2 separate regions of the Mus musculus genome follow, and region 1 is linked to region 2. Evidence: chromatin loops called from intact Hi-C (ENCODE). Cell type or tissue: gastrocnemius. All regions are shown on one strand. Each heading gives the region's core, and the rest is flanking DNA. Links, peaks and the distances in the headings are about the cores only. Region 1 overlaps Fut10 (fucosyltransferase 10). Region 2 overlaps Dusp26 (dual specificity phosphatase 26 (putative)).

Evidence for each region. Peaks named below come from ENCODE experiments on the same cell type or tissue, not always from the same donor. Only the 100,000 strongest peaks of a DNase experiment are listed, where the experiment ranks them.
Region 1: it touches region 2 in a loop (9-fold over the local background); 22 of 42 quality-filtered maps call a loop at or near these places.

Annotation. Positions count from the first base shown.
Region 1 is chr8:31,211,892-31,217,267 of GRCm38, reverse strand. The region is part of intron 3 of Fut10 (fucosyltransferase 10); the gene reads right to left. It also overlaps the pseudogene Gm8051. Among named protein-coding and RNA genes, the nearest start is that of Fut10, 27 kb to the right of the region's middle. In gastrocnemius, for the core only: CTCF peaks have their summits at 1,864 (motif pointing right) and 3,128 (motif pointing left); DNase peaks (open chromatin) are centred at 1,878 and 3,137; H3K27ac peaks cover 38 bases.
Region 2 is chr8:31,094,625-31,100,000 of GRCm38, reverse strand. Dusp26 (dual specificity phosphatase 26 (putative)) reads right to left here. Exons shown (of 5, transcript NM_025869.4): 5 at 2,955-3,812. The coding sequence ends at 3,613. Among named protein-coding and RNA genes, the nearest start is that of Dusp26, 7.8 kb to the right of the region's middle. In gastrocnemius, for the core only: no CTCF peak of the experiment used is centred there; a DNase peak (open chromatin) is centred at 2,821.

The sequences.
Region 1 (5,376 bases), core at 269-5,268, 120 kb before region 2:
TGAGATCTTGTCTAAAAACCAAAAAGAAAAAGGTGAGAGAGAGAAGACACACAAACATAAATTCCAGAGGACAGTTTTGGGATCAGTAATTATAAAAGGAAAGAACTACCATTTTTATTTTTATTGTTCCAGAGACAGAGCCTTCCTTCCTACATTGCCTTGAATTGCATCACAATCCTGATGCTTCAGCCTCCTGAGTTCTGGGATTATGGGCAAGGGCCACCACACTAGGAACAGTTTTTTGTTTTGTTGTGTTTATTTGTTTGTTTTATTTTTAAACAAAGATAAAGTTTGAATGAAATAAGGAGAGAGTGGTGAGTATATGAATCAGACACTGACAGATGAACACTGTAGTCCCCGCACTGGATCCATAGTCCAATTTCCCAAGAGAGAGAGAGAGAGAGAGAGAGAGAGAGAGAGAGAGAGAGAGACAGAGAGAGACAGAGAGAGAGAGAGACAGAGAGAGAGAGAGAGAGAGAGAGAGAGAGGAAGGAAGGAAGGAAGGAAGGAAGGAAGGAAGGAAGGAAGGAAGGAAGAGGAGAGGAAGGGAGGGGAAGAGGAAGAAAGAAGAAGAAGAAGAGGAAGAAGAAGAGGAAGAAGAAGAAGAAGAGGAGGAAGAAGAAGAGGAAGAAGAAGAAGAGGAGGAGGAAGAGGAGGAAGAAGAAGAAGAAGAAGAAGAAGAAGAAGAGGAGGAGGAGGAGGAGGAGGAGGAGGAGGAGGAGGAGGAGGAGGAGGAGGAGGAGGAGGAGAAGGAGAAGGAAGAGAAGAGAAGAGAAGAGAAGAGAAGAGAAGAGAAGAGAAGAGAAGAGAAGAGAAGAGAATCCCTCAACAAAACTAAAAGAAGACTGCCACAAGAACAGAATGCCAACTTTAACAACAAAAATAACAGGAAGCAACAATTACTTTTCCTTAATATCTCTTAATATCAATGGTCTCAACTCCCCAATAAAAAGACATAGACTAACAAACTGGCTACACAAACAAGACCCAACATTTTGCTGCTTACAGGAAACTCATCTCAGAGAAAAAGATAGACACTACTACCTCAGAATGAAAGGCTGGAAAACAATTTTCCAAGCAAATGGTATGAAGAAACAAGCTGGAGTAGCCATCCTAATATCTGATAAGATTGACTTCCAACCCAAAGTCATCAAAAAAGACAAGGAGGGGCACTTCATACTCATCAAAGGTAAAATCCTCCAAGAGGAACTCTCAATTCTGAATATCTATGCTCCAAATACAAGGGCAGCCACATTCATTAAAGAAACTTTAGTAAAGCTCAAAGCACACATTGCACCTCACACAATAATAGTGGGAGACTTCAACACACCACTTTCACCAATGGACAGATCATGGAAACAGAAACTAAACAGGGACACAGTGAAACTAACAGAAGTGATGAAACAAATGGATCTGACAGATATCTACAGAACATTTTATCCTAAAACAAAAGGATATACCTTCTTCTCAGCACCTCATGGTACCTTCTCTAAAATTGACCACATAATTGGTCACAAAACAAGCCTCAACATATACAAAAATATTGAAATTGTCCCATGCATCCTATCAGATCACCATGGACTAAGGCTGATCTTCAATAACAAAATAAATAATAGAAAGCCAACATTCACGTGGAAACTGAACAACACTCTTCTCAATGATACCTTGGTCAAGGAAGGAATAAAGAAAGAAATTAAGGACTTTTTGGAGTTTAATGAAAATGAAGCCACAACATACCCAAACTTATGGGACACAATGAAAGCATTCCTAAGAGGGAAACTCATAGCTCTGAGTGCCTCCAAAAAGAGAAGAGAGAAGAGAAAAATAAAAAAGAAAGATGGAGCAGGCGCCAGGATGACCACCAGGGGGCGCGCGGACGGTTCTAAGTTCCTGTCCCTTTGTTGGTACTTTGAATATGTCCGGGATGGCCCTCAGCCGACTTGTGCAGGAAAGGAAACCTTGGAGTTTCCACACTTTTGGCTTTGTGGCTGTCTCGACAAGGAACTCTGATGGTACGATGAACCTGATGAACTGGGAGTGTGCTATCCCTGGAAAGAAGGGGACTCCGTGGGAAGGAGGCTTGTTCAAACTAAGTAGGCTTTTCAAAGATGACTATCCGTCCTCACCACCAAAAATGTAAATTTGAACCACCACTGTTTTCATCCGAACGTGCATCCTTCTGGCACAGTATGCCTGTCTGTCCTGGAGGAAGACAAGGACTGGGAGCCAGCTATCACCATCAGACAGATCTTAAGAATACAAGAACTTCTAAATGAACCAAATATTCAAGACCCAGCTCAAGCAGAGACCTACACAATTTACTGCCAAAGCAGGGTGGAATATAAGTAAAGGGTCCGAGCACAAGCAAAGACGTTTGCCCCCTCATAAGCCGGGGCCCTGGGCTCCATGACGAGGAAGAGATTGGCTTACCAAGAACTGGTTTACAACCTTTTGCAGCTAAGTCCATCCGTACAGTTACTAGTCATCTGGGAGGGTTAAGCGGGCGCAATTTTGCATTTCCGCCATTGGCATATCCAGTCTTTTGTGGTTTTGATTATTAAGTAAAACTTGTTTTTATTTTAATAGTGATGTCAGTATTTCAAGTGCTGTAAAGGGATAAACTTTTGTGCTTGGTAAGCCCCTAGCAGCTAGTTTCTTCCAGTTGTGCTGGGACGCAGGCATGCTTCCCACTGTTCAGAGCTCTGGCTTCTATCTGGCTGTGTGACAGAACCACACTGCCTCTCCTTCCCTACCCTCGCCCTTTTCAGAAACCTGGGCTGTTGCTTATGAGCCTCAGATCTAAAGTTGGCCAGCATCTCCACCCTGCACGACTTCCTTTGTGTTTATATGGCATTCTGTCTGTGTTGCCCTTTAGAGTAAATAAATTGTTTATGTAAAGGTTTAAAAAAAGATAAAGTTTGACTTTGAACATTAGATCTAAATATTAACTAGATAGAATTATCAAAATTCTCATCCTAAAATACTTCTGGTAGCATAGACACTAACACTTTTTATTCCTTTGTGTGATAAAATGAAGCTTTAAAGAGTGATGCAAGAACACTTTCAAACATAACTGGAAGAATAGAAATCCTTGCTCCCTGACCAGCGTTAACCCGTGCATACTGCCCTCTAGTGTCACCTCCTGGGAAAACACCCTGAAATTTGTGTATGAAGCTCACTTACCAGATCCTCCATCATCTCCATGTGCTCCGTTTCCTAATTCTAGGTCCCAGAATTTGACTAGAATAATTTCTTTGACAGTATATCTTCACTGTGGTCTCTTCCAAAAGGTTTCACTAAAGCATCCTGAAAATTAGCTAACTGGGAGAGAAATGTGTTCTAAGTCCCCAGCAAATACTCCTTCGGTTGGAGAGCAGAGCCCTTTTGCCGTTCTCAGCTCCTTGTGAATCGACAGGTGTTTTCCAAACTAAAAGCAGAGTAGGAGAGAAACTTAACATGACTCAGGGCATGTGCACAGAGAACGGAAGGTGCCGGTGGCAGCAGCCACTTCCACGGCTATACTGACATCTGCAGGCATCTGAAGAGCAGCTTGCTGTCACCGTTAGTAACTGCTTGATCAAATCTACCTAATAAAAACAAGGCAACACAGATACTATCCCGCAGGTGATAATGGGAAGGGGTCACAGACAAGTCATTCCTGCGGGTGAAAATGGATAGTAACAGGCCACACTAGTGCAAAGAAGGACAAAGACGGTGTTAACGACAGATTTACCACTAGCGTCTGTGAAATTCTTCAGCATGATTTAGTACTTGATAGAGTCACATATCTCTCCCTTGCCAAAAGCACTTGCCCGTGCTCAGTTCTCAGCTGCTAAGGTAACAGAGACAGTGCTGGGCACTGCCCTCAACTCTGCTGGCTTTCTATCTTTTGAGATGATGCTCTTCCATCCCAGGCCACAGACCTCCTAGCCACACGGGCTCTGTGGACAGTGAAGTCAGGGACCTGGGCTAGGGTGCTCAGGCATAGCAAGCCAAAGCCTACAGTGTAATATGTGCAGTGAGTGCAGGGGACACAGTGAGGGCATTGGGTACTGAGGGGCAGGAGAGACAGACAGTGAGAACAATGGGCCCAGTGGGCACAGTGGGTGCAGTGTGCAGTGAGCGCAGAGGGTACAAAGGGGTACAGTGGGTGTAGTAGGGTCAGTGGGCTCAATGGAGGCAGTGTGTGCAGTGGCTGCAGGGAGTGTAGGGCTACAGTGAGTGCAGTAGGTGCAGTGGGTTCAGTGGGGCAGCGGGGACAGTAGGAGCAGTGGAGGCAGAGGGCACCGTTAATGCAGTGGATGAAGTAGTGGGAGCAGTGAGTGCAGAGGGTGCAAGGGGATAGAGTGGGTATAGTGGGGTCAGTGGGCACAGTGCGTGCAGCGGAGGCAGTGGGTGCAGTAGAGGCAATGGGTGCAGTGGGCACAGTGGGGGCAGTGGGAACAGTGGGCATAGCAGGTGCAGTGGGCTCAGTAGATGCAGTGAGAGCAGTGGGCACAGTGCATGCAGTGGAGGCAGTGGGCACACAGGAAGCAGTGGGTGCAGTGTGCGCAGTGGGTGTAGCAGGCACAGTGCCTGCAGTGGAGACCATGGAGACAGTGAAGGCAATAGAGGTACTGGGGGTATGGAGGGTGGGCGTAAGAGCAAGCTCTCCTGAGGGGACTCTCTCCAGAGGACCTCACAGAAACTCGGAATAATTCTAAAGCTGGTTCCTGAGCTGTGAGCTGATAACTCCTTTCTCTACACGGGGAGCCACTCTGACCAAGAAACCCTCCCAAAATGTTTGCTTGTTTCCATATAAAATCAAGAGGAAGGTCCTGACAGAGTTCCCTTTACAGGCCAGCCACACAGAGTGTGGATATCAACCTAAATACTTCCCAGAAACCAACACACACATAATTAGGGTAACCGTTTCCAGCGCAGCTTTTCTGTGTGTGGTGCTGGGGGTGGAACCCAGAGCCCTCAAGTGAGCCAAGCTGAACTCTCCACCTCCCTCATAAAAATGTTAGTCCTCGTGTAACACAGGAGTAAAAAGAGACCATGCTCTCCTTACACAAGAAGAAGCTTTAAAAAATGTGGGGGGAGTCTCCGTGTCTTCTGAGTACATATCAGAAAGACAGATTTGTAAACCACGAGGCTAAGGTTAAAATTCAGATTAGCCGCCTGATGAATGGCCGACACTTACGACTGTAACCCGCAGAGCAGAATACATCCACCTTTCAAATGCGTTAAAGTGTAATCTTACCAGACAGACTTTGTTGTGTCTGTGACACAGGGCACTTTGGAAATGTTACTTCCTACCCTTCTCCTTCTTCCTCGTGTCTCAAGGTCCAGCCTGTGAGTCTCAAATCTCGTGGAGGGACAGAATTGCCACTC
Region 2 (5,376 bases), core at 231-5,230:
ATTCCCTATGTTGAGCCCCGGACTGTGAAAGATTAGAGAAAGCTTGGGCTGAGAATTAGAGCAAACAAGCAACAATCCTTAGATTTATTCTCTCTCTGCTTTTGACAGTGGACATTGATGTTTTAAGTTTCTGCCTTGCCCAGGAAACAGTGGGCAGTGACCTGAAAAGGCAAGTCAATAAAGCCCCCTTGTCCCTAAGTCGACTTCTGGCAAGATGTCTCATCAAAGCATCAGAAATCAAGCTAGGAATTTAACGAATAACAGCATCTAATCCATTCTGGAAGATAATCTCAAAATGCGTTCTTTAGAAGTGAGAGTCAAATTCTCAAGCTACTCATCATGAAAACAAACACAAAACCTTTCAGGCCACAGTCAGACTGAACAAATATGCAGGTGGCCACTGGAACATGTTATTAGTAATACACATTTTAGATTAAAAAAAAAGATTTTTGTATGTATGCATGTATGTATGTATGTATGTATGTATGTATGTATGTATGTATGTATATGAGTACACTGTAGCTGTACAGATGGTTGTGAGCCATCATGTGGTTGCTGGGAATTGAACTCAGGACCTCTGTTCACTCTGGCCCCGCTCACTCCTTCCCAAAAAAGATTTATTTATTATTATATGTAAGTACACTATAGCTGTCTTCAGACACACCAGAAGAGGGCGTCAGATCTCATTACAGATGGTTATAAGCCACCATATGGTTGCTGGGACTTGAACTCAGGACCTTCGGAAGAGCATTCATTGCTCTTAACCACTGAGCCATCTCTCCAGCCCGCATTGTAGATTTTAAAGAAAGATGACCATTCTATTGCATGCTATACTGCTGTAATCATAGTTACAGTGGATCCTTCTGTGAGCGTGAATTATTTATAGTCGTCGTCGTCGTCATCATCATCACCATCACCATCACCATCACCATCACCATCACCATCATCTGTTGTGCTAAGGCTTGAATACAGGCTCTCTTGCAAAAAAAAAAATGTACGCAAGTGTTCTACCACTAAGTCATATTCCCATCCGTTATTTTTAATTATGTTTAATTCATTTGACACTTTCTAAATATTGATTGTGGGGCTGGAGAGATGGCTCAGCTGTTAAGAGCACTGACTGCTCTTCCAGAGGTCCTGAGTTCAATTCCCAGCAGCCACAAGGTGGCTCACAACCATCTGTAATGGGATTCGATGCCCTCTTCTGGTGTGTCTGAAGACAGCTACAGTGTACTCAGCTACATTAAACAAACAAACAAACAAACAAACAAATCAACCTTTGGAAAAAAATTGATTGTGAAATGTTCTATGTAATGATGCCCTGCCTCAATGTCTCAACGCCCTGTACTGGGATTATACACATGTGTGCTACCATGCCAGGCTTTGGCTCATGGCTCTAGTAGGAAACCAACCTATTTTGATTAGAATCCGCATTTCTGATGAAGGCTTCTCTCTGTCCTTTTGATAAATGGGTCCTCAGAGGATACCACACTTTGAATCCTTAGCGAATGAGCCTGCTATCCCCTCATCTCACAGGTCTCCCTGGAGAGTCAGGATCTGCATATTCTGAGGTGTGAATTCTGCTTCCCATAAATATGGAGGAATGCAGTATTGGCCAGCCTGTAGGGTAAGCGGAAATACGACAAATGCAGATGGTTGGGAACAAATAGCTCTTGGTCTGAAAGGACCGGGTCAGAAGAGAACCACTCGAACTAGGTTCAAACCAGAGAACTCCCTCTCTGTCTCAAGAGATGGGGAAAGTTTTGTAAAAGGTGGAGCTAGAGCCCGTGGCCATTTAGATGCGAAGCTGAGTCTTACCTATGAAATGACCACGATCGTCCCATGGAAGAAGCCAGAACCACTGTCTGGAAACGAGACTAAGAGGTGGTGAATCCCGTTGGCTGAAATGTTCAAGCAAGGGCTTGGTGCTGCACAGAGGTGAGACAGATGTCTGTGCCTCTTGGACAGTCGAGCTGCAATCTGTGAAGGAGCCTCCCAGCTTTAGATGAAGTAAAACACAGAAATAGAGCTAGGACATTAACGAATAACAATCTAGAATCCACCCTGGAAGATAATCCTGAAACTCGTTCTTTATCCATATATTCTCTAGAAGCCACACTTTGTGAGAGTCACTTCTAGCTTCTACGCTCTGGAGTAGTTATACACTTTTATACACTTCGTATATAAGTGTCTTGAAAACTTTTAGTGCATACTTTTGTGAGAGTCTGTGTGTGTGTGTGTAAGAGAGAGAGAAAATGTGTGTGTATGTGTGTGTGTGTGTGTGTGTGTGTGTGTGTGAGGGAGGGAGAGAGAGAGAGAAGGGAGAGAGAGAGAGAGAGAGAGAGAGGGAGAGAGAAAGAGAGGGAGAGAGAGAGGGAGAGAAAGAAAGAGAGGGAGAGAGAGAGAGAGAGAGAGCGTTACAGCATACACCTATCTTGCTGGCTCATTTCCCCCCTGTATGTTTTCCTTGCGCTTTCTCTATCCCCTTTTTCCATTCTGACATATACTATCAGAATAAAAGAGAACATGGTTTACTTTTTCTCTAGAGTTGCGATGACTTCCTGGTAGTTGAGATAGCATGTTCTTCCTGCTTGTCTACACTCCTCTGAGCAAAACCTAGAAGGATCTGTCCCTTAAACTTTGGCGCCTACAGTAGAACACTTAGGCTAATCTTGATTTAGGATTAGTATTCTGTTGTCTCATCACCCCTAGGAGCCAGAGAGACCTATCCTTGGAAGATGAAAGGTCCCTGGGTGGCTCACCTCTGGACAGTACTGCCAAATAGCTGCAGACATCCAGATTTTGGTCCTCTGCTGCCCCCTTGTGGATAAGTTGGAAATAACAGCTCAAGCTTTCATAGTGTTGTATAAGAATTGGTGAAGGGTTTGGTGGCTAGAAAGTGAGCCAGGGGTTCCCAGAAGGAAGGGGTCAAACTGTTAATAACGCCAAGACACTTTCTTCTTTTTCACCTCTTTATTTTTTTTTAACTCCAGACGCATGGTTTTCAGTGAGACTATGACCACCTAAAAGACTCCAAGTTATTTGACCCTGAGCAGCTCCCGTAGGGTGTCATGTCAGTCCTCACACACCTCCCTCTTCCTGGAGTTGCACAGCTATAACCTACAACCTGCTCCCTCTGCATTGGTGGCTTTCACACCACTCCATCACTGACCGACCGACTCTAATGTTGCTTTCTGCAACCTGTACCACCTTCCTTCACATCTATGTGTCTGCAACCCTGACATCCCCACTGCTCACGTACTTCAGGGCAGTGGTCCTTTGTTTGGGGGGGGGCACTTGAACACAATGAGGGGAAGAGATTCTGAGTCATTTGGGCACACCCTGCTCTAACCCAGGACTGGCCTAACCACACAACCATCCTCTTACAGCTCAGCTGCTTCCTTCCCAGGTCAGCAGCCCCTACCCATCACACTGCCCAACCTGGCTCTCCATCCCCATCCCCAAAGAGCCACAGTGGTCTTGGGGCTCTTCACTCTCCTGCTGCTGAGGGAGGATGGGTTGTCTGGTCTTTCTACTACCTGTCACTTGGGTTTTCTCTTCCCAGCTGGGAGCCAGGAAACCACCCAGAGACCTGGCCTGGTTCCTTTCAGTTCATGCCTCTAGACCCTGCCGCAGCCTACGGTCCAGGGCTAGGAGCTGCCTCAAGAAGCCCCGGTTGGGGGTGATGCCTCGGTGGTCCTTGACTTTCTTGATGGCCTCCACAAGGGTGAAGTGGTGATACAGCATGAGGTAGGCCAGCACCAGGGTAGCGGATCTGCTCACTCCCACCGCACAGTGCACCAGGATCTTCCCTGGGAAGAGGAAGGCAGAAACATCTGAGAGACTGCTGGGGGGCGAAGGGGGGGGCTGCGAGAGGCTAGGGAGAGCTCAGCATGGTCCACTAGGCTGTAAGCCCGTGGCATATGGAGACAGGACTGGGTGAGGAAGAGTGGTGCCGAGAATGTAGATCCTGGGCTGGTGAGATGGGTCCCTGGGTAAAGGCATTTTCCACGCAAGCCTAACAACCTGAGTTTTATCCCTAGAAACCATGTAAAGAGACCTGACACCACAAAATTGTCCCCATGGCTTCTGCAGATACAGCATGGGACATATATGTGCACGCTCTACACACACATGCGCATTCCTATGTGCACACGCACACAAACACATACACACGCATGTATGCTTAATAGCTGAGCATGTATGTATGCATTTAGGATGAGCAAGTCCCTGAGCTGGATTCCCAGCACTTCAAGACAAGTAACGAGGGTCCCTGGCAGAGGGGAGAGGCCTGGGAAAAAAAAGAATAGAAAGGGCATTCTGAAGCCTCCTATCTTTGCCTCTCCAGTGCTAGGAGACAGCAGCACCCTTGCCTGATAAGTGCTTTACAGACCGAGCCATCCCCTCAGACCCTTCTTAACTCTTCTTTCATGGTTTCAGTTTCTTTTTGGTATCTGAGACTGAGTCTTGATTCATTGTTCAGGCTCAGTTCAAGCTTGGGTTCCAACAGGGCTGCTGTGGAGGTCTCTGGAGTAGCTGGGACTGATGGGCACGTGACATTATACCCTATTTGTCCACTTGTCTATCTTGTTGTTTCCCTCAACTACTGAATATATGTTTATCTACATATACAATTGTTTCTTCATATTCCGAGTGGACTGATCCCAGGACAACCTACACATTACTAACACACATGCAGATTCTCAATTCCCACATAGAAAATGATACAGCCTTTGTATAAAAACCTACACAGCCCCGTGATATACTTTTGGTCATCTCTAGATTACTTGTGTCCACTAATAAAATGCAAATTCTCTATAAATAGATGTCACGCTATACTATCTGCAGAATAATGAAAAGATAGCCGGGTGTGGTGGCTCACGCCTTTAATCCCAGCACTTGGGAGGCAGAGGCAGGTGGATTTCTGAGTTCGAGGCCAACCTGGTCTACAAAGTGAGTTCCAGGACAGCCAGGGCTACACAGAGAAACTCTGTCTCTAAAAAACCAGAAACCAAAACCAACCAACCAAACAAACAAAAAGAAATAAAGAAGTTTAGACATTCTGTATGTATGTCTGCCCCCATATATTTTCAGTCTGCTGTTGGTTGAAACTAGTGATGTGGAAGTCAAGCAATACAGAGGGCTAACAGTGTTTCCTGGACAACTAAGAATTTAAGAACCACGTTTAAGGTTAAAAATGACAGGAAAGCATGGAAACATATTTTTTTAAAAACTGACACTTGTAAGTTTAGCATCTAGGAGCAGCTTGCCATGGGTAGATGGCCCTAAAATATGCCCTTCATCACTTTTTAATATACTAGCCTGAAAAAGATAGTTGAAAGGATTTTTTTTTTCCTTAGTGTTAGGTCCTATGCA